Regions from separate parts of the Homo sapiens genome. Here region 2 is linked to region 1. The links are chromatin loops, found by intact Hi-C in ENCODE. Cell type or tissue: tibial artery. All regions are shown on one strand. Links, peaks and the distances in the headings refer to the core of each region. The heading gives the core; the rest is flanking DNA. Region 1 overlaps ZBTB7C (zinc finger and BTB domain containing 7C). Region 2 has its middle 3.3 kb from the start of ZBTB7C.

Region 1 (2,916 bases), core at 117-2,616:
TAAGTCACTGTCCCCAAAGCACACAGCTGTTGAGTGGAACAATGGGTACCCGAAGCCAGGCAGGGTGGGTTCCCAGCTGGGGCTTCTGGTGCCTGGGCAAGATATGCCCTTTGAGAGCAGTGATGTTGGGATGTCAGAATCAACCCCATCTTTGTCTTCCACAAAAGGGCTGGACTCTGAATATCAAAACTCTCCTCTTCCCTTTGCCTTTAAAGGCATAGGGAGGCACATACAGTTGAAATTATCCAGGCTAATTGTTCATTAGATGTTACTGAGCATCTAATATGAGCCAGGCAACATATAAAAGGCTTTATAGTCATTTTCTTAATTTCACCATTACCACAAGCTTTTAGGGTGAGGATTAGCATGCCCATTTTACAGATGGGGTACTGAGGTACAAGGAAGTTTAGAGGATCTGCCTGAGGTCAGCTAATAGAGGGAGAGGAGCTAGATTGCACCCACTCTCTTTCTGTTTCTCTGCCTCTCCCTGGGTAATTCAGGGCACAAAGGTACAAGGTACAACCTTCCTTGTTGGGGTCTGCATGATGATTAGGGCATGAGAAAGACCCAGGGAGCTTCCTGCCATGGTCCAAAGGGAAAAAGGGAAGCAAGGAAGAAGGGAAGAAAAGAAAACATGGATGAAACATGGGCTATATATGTCAGGCAGTACCAAGATGTTGATGAATGATCCAAAAATATTGCTACAATTTCAAAAGTCTTACAAAAGAGGGGCACTGGCCACTGGCCATAGGACTGTGAATTGGTCCACCCTGAGCCACACACTCCAGGATACACTCAGAGGTATGACTATATCTTTTTGGAATTTGGCTGTGTTCTTTGAGGTCAAAGCTCCTGGCCTCATGAAATGTTCTTGACAGGTTCGAGTAAATATGGGAATACACACACTCTGTGAAAATGGTGGTTCCCTCAGTCCTTCCCCTCTCAGGGTTTTGAACTTGGTTCTGGAAGCCCCAGGGCCTAGGAGGCTGTAGGAACAGCCAGCTCTGAGGAAAGGGTCAGGAAGTGACTAGTGGACAGGGTGATGGCTGTGGCTCAGGGTCATGGCTGGGAAACTCGGAAAGGGAGGTCTCTGAAAGCTATGTCAAGTCCAAAGGCCACAGCTGGATGCAGAGTCTGAGAGGCCTCTGGCAGCAGAACACACTGCCCATGTACCCAGTAAGCAAGCAGGGGTTAGGGCTGGGCACAATTCTGGGCTTGCGACCCTGTCACCTGGGGTCCTGACAGACAGGCGTGACCAGGGGTCAGGAATCGATCTGAATGGCCAGGAGGTCAATCAAGGATCTGAATGGCCAGGAGGTCAATCAAGGCAGGAGGAAGCAGTCTGAGGATAGACCCCAGCTCTCACAGATGATCCAGAGCCTTAGGGATACCTGAGCGGGGGAGGAGTGCTCTGCAGGCAGGGGCACAGCCCTGGGACTGTTCTCTGGCACAGGACAAGGCCCGAGCTGTAACCAGGGAGAGCAGGGGAACCCCAGAGGATTGTAGCCATTGACTGTATACCAAAAGCAAGACCAAGCCTATAGCTGCCGTTCTTTCATGGCAGTCTCCAAAATCTGCCCTGTTCAATTCTTTAAGGGTTCCCTCTCCCGACTTAACAGTCCCTTTGGGTCTGGCATTTCCTTTCATTTTAGAAAATAAAACTTTGTGCTTCTTAAGTCTTGAAAGCAATATAGACACCTTATGGAAAACTTGATGTGTCTAGGACTCTATTATAAAGGCAGTTTTTTTACCCTGTGTTCTTCACTAGCCATTTTATAGTGAGCATCATCCCATAATGCACTCGCCCTCACCCTCCATCCCAACCTTTCCCACTGCCTCATTTGAAGTCTCACCTGCAAGTGCCCCTGGCTGGCATCTGTGTCCTCTGATTAAATGAGTCACACTCTGAGCTATATTGCCACTGCTAAATGCTCAAGTCCTAGTCTCTTTATGGGAATTGTTTAAAAGATCTGAAGAAGTCAAGTCTGCATAATAGGAACCCAGAGAAACTCTCACCAGCAATGCCAATCCTCACCCAGTGCTGCCTCCTAGAGCCACCAAATGTGGGAAGAGCTGGTGCATAACTGAATTCTCATTAGCAGTCCCTTACCCTATATTCTCATTTGCCATCTGGTCCCATGTAGGCTTGGAAACTAGAAAACTAAATGTTAAAATTGTGCATGAAATAGGAGCAAATAGGCCCCATGTGACATGGGCCCCAAGGAAGTGTGCTGGGGTATGTATTCTCTGACCTCTTTTGTCACAGGAACATTTGTCCTATGTTCCAAACAAAAATTGTTTTATTTTTCTCTCGGGTGCTTGGCTCTGTCCCAGATACAAGAGGTAGCCAAATAAATGAGGATTCCCTGTAACTGTAATATTCTTTTTTTTTTTTTTTTTTTTTTTTTTTGAGACAGAGTCTCACTCTATCGCCCAGGCTGGAGTGCAGTGGTGCAATCTTGGCTCACTGCAAGCTCCGCCCCCCGGGTTCACGCCATTCTCCTGCCTCAGCCTCCCGAGTAGCTGGGACTACAGGTGCCCGCCACTACACCCGGCTAATTTTTTGTATTTTTTTTTTTTTAGTAGAGACGGGGTTTCACCGCATTAGCCAGGATGGTCGCAATCTCCTGACCTCATGATCTGCCCGCCTCAGCCTCCCAAAGTGCTGGGATTACAGGCGTGAGCCACCGCGCCCGGCCAACTCTAATATTCTTTACATGTTATATAGGGTTTTATTTCTTTGAAATGTAAACGATTTCCTTCTCAGTGCTATGACATTTGTGTGGTGTGGTCATCTCATTGCAGGAAGGGGATGTGCCTGCATTCTATATTTCACTCCTCTGGGCAGGCTGAGAACTACCACTAGTTTAGTGCAAACCAATCTAGGGTTAGACTAGAAAAACCAGATTTTTAGAT
Region 2 (2,916 bases), core at 330-2,829, 260 kb after region 1:
GGTTTGGGTACAATTATGTCACGTTTAATTTGCCAAAGAGATCTGGTTTTTCCTACTAAGTAAATTTCACCAAATGAACAGTTTGGACAGCCATCTTATCCAAACTATTCAAATGCACATGTAAATCTAGGATAGTCTATCGTGGAACCTAAGGTATGTTCAGGCTCAGGATGTCAGATTTCCAAGTTGCTAAAGCTTCCAGAATGGCAAAATAATATATCTCGCTTTCAGCAGCTGTGGCAGCCACTGCCCTCTCATATTAGGTTTGTCTCTCTGTTAAATTAAGTTGCCTGTCTTGCTTCCCTTCATTAAAGGGTTTTCAGTTACTTGGAATGCTGCTGACCCAGCTGATATGGCCCCGCTTCTAAGCCATAAGTCTGGCTGCGCCTCATGCCAAGCATGCGGATGCATTTAGAGAGCACCTAGAGGATCCCAGCCCTGCAAATGCCCAGACACCTGCAGGAAATAGAAATGTAGTTCTGGGGGTGAGGGCAGCTACAGCCATAAAAAGGGCATTTAGGTTGAGAAAAGAGGGATGTGGGCAGTAAATTAGACTCTAATAGTAAAGAGTCTAGTAAATAGTAAATAGACTCTAATATAAATGTGGCTCTAAATCAGAAAGTTTCTCCTCTCTTCTCTGGCTCAAAGTAGATGTTCTATAGCTTTAGCTCATGGAATAGCGTAAGCATGGAGATCCAGTGAGTGCTGTAAGATTTATTTGCAACGTACTAGTTTGGATGTAAGTGCAATGGTAAACGTTGCTTTGCAATAATTAATAGAATTTACTGCCAAACTTTAACAGTTATCAGCCATGTATCCTAGAAAAAAAGCATGTCATTCAACTCTCTAAAGCCTCCATTTCCAAATCTGTAAAAAGGGAGATAATAGTAGGTCCCTTTCTACTCCATAGAGATGCTGGAATGGTCGGGTGAGAAAAGGCGAGGGCAAGTGTTGCCCCATGAACAACATTCATTAAGGGGTTACTGTGTATTAAGCACTGTAGAGCACATTGTAAATTGTCAATATTAGTTATGGTGATAAACTCTAAATAAATTATCTGAGAATTGGGATCAAATTTTTACCTATTTCCCGAGGATGTTGAAAGACTGATTCAAGAAAAAAGAGGGGAATTAACATTTACAGAGCTCTTTCTAGATTAGAACTTACGGTTTCCATTGCTATATGTTTCTCATGACAACTGTATGCAATATATTTTGTTGTAACCGTTTTATAGATGAAAAATCTGATATCAATAGTGGTGGTAATGGCCATGTTGCCACCGCTGGGTAGTGTCAGGGGCAGCATTTGGATCCAGGTTCGTGAGTTCAGAAGTTCACGAGCATCCTCCCCTGCGATGCTGCCTCTAGAGGAGAAAGAGGGAAGAGGCTTTGAATAAATCAGAGCAGAAGAGAAATTCAAGGAAATCATGGTGTGTATTACCTACCATAAGGCAGACTGGGTGAAGTGCCTTCCTGGAAAAGGTAGCACTGGACTCAGTCCCTAAGTTTGCATGATATTTTTTATTTTTTCTTAGTTCGTTTTTTAATTTTTATTTTGAAATAATTTCAGATTTACAGAAAAGTTACAAAGATAATATAAAGAATTGTCATATATCTTCACCCAGAATCTCCATGTGCCAACATTTGCCCATGTTTGCTTTACCCTGCTGTTTCTTTGTATATACATATTCTTTTTTTCTAAACTGTTTGAGCATAGGCTGAAGATATGATGTTCCTTTACTGATAAATTCTTCAGTGAATGTTTTTTAACAATGAGGACGTTCTTATATAATAATCAAAATCCAGATCTAACCATAGATACAACACTATTATCTAGTCTGAACTATATTTAGATTTCACCAACTGTCTCACCAATAGCAAAAATGAAAAAATAAGTAAATTCTAGGCAGGATTCAATTCAGGATTGCATATTGCGTTTAGTTATCATATCTCTTGGGAGAGTATTTTTTATTTTACTAATTTTTCTTTCTCATTTTAGTGGCCATACATTTATAGCCCATATGGGATGACAAAGACTTTCTCCTTGACCACACTTGAGGCAGGCTCCTTTGAGGCTTCATTTCCACTGGGCTCCCACCCTTGGGCCCTCTCTTCAGCCAGCCAAGTCCAGTTGTAGAAAGAATCCTTCTAAGTTAGTTTAGTGAAAACCCCCCTGACCCTTGATCTCCGAGCACCCTGGCCTGCCTTTAGCAAGAATCCTGTTAGGTTAGTCCAGCAAGAATGCACCTACCCTTAATGTCTCCTCTTAGTAATTTTCCATCTATCGACCCCCTTACTCTGTACCTTGGCTATAAATCCCCACTTCCCCTTGTTGAGCCCAGTCTCTCCCCGCCATTGCAACACTCCTATTGCAATAGTCTTGAATAAAGTCTACCACTTCCCTACCATTTTTACAAGTGTCAAAGTAATATTTTCTTTAAAAGGGCCAAAGAAAATATAGAAAAATCAAAACTCACTTGTAATCACTCACCAGCTATAACCAACATTAATCATTAAAAAAAAAAAAAAAGTACATGTGTAATCCAACCATACAACCACCATTCCCTTCCAGGGGCCAGCTTCCCCTAGAAAATACCAAGAATATGGAAGTTCTACTTTCTGTTCCTCCTGAAGTTCTTCCTCAGTGTCCAGCATGATCCTGCTGTCCCTAGCTCAGCCATAACCCACCTCACCATTTTGCTCCTCACCCCAGACTCCAGTTACCATCTCCCTCAAGAAAATGCTGCATCCCCAAGAGCCCCCATGAAGAAGCTAGTGGAGATAGGCCATGCCTCTTCTATACACCTCTTTTTTCTTTGCCACACCAGGGCCTACAAAGGCTCTACTAGATAACAGATTTCACAAAGGGTTTGGAGTAGCTCAAGGGAATTAGAATGTAACACTGGACAACTTGAAG

Evidence for each region. Peaks named below come from ENCODE experiments on the same cell type or tissue, not always from the same donor. Only the 100,000 strongest peaks of a DNase experiment are listed, where the experiment ranks them.
Region 2: it touches region 1 in a loop (2.6-fold over the local background); 17 of 110 quality-filtered maps call a loop at or near these places.

What each region holds. Positions count from the first base shown.
Region 1 is chr18:48,152,936-48,155,851 of GRCh38, forward strand. All of the region lies in intron 3 of ZBTB7C (zinc finger and BTB domain containing 7C), which reads right to left. Among named protein-coding and RNA genes, the nearest start is that of ZBTB7C-AS1, 8.3 kb to the right of the region's middle. In tibial artery, for the core only: no CTCF peak of the experiment used is centred there; a DNase peak (open chromatin) is centred at 1,076; H3K27ac peaks cover 1,671 bases.
Region 2 is chr18:48,411,195-48,414,110 of GRCh38, forward strand. It overlaps a transcript of ZBTB7C not described here. Among named protein-coding and RNA genes, the nearest start is that of ZBTB7C, 3.3 kb to the left of the region's middle. In tibial artery, for the core only: a CTCF peak has its summit at 1,346; no DNase peak of the experiment used is centred there.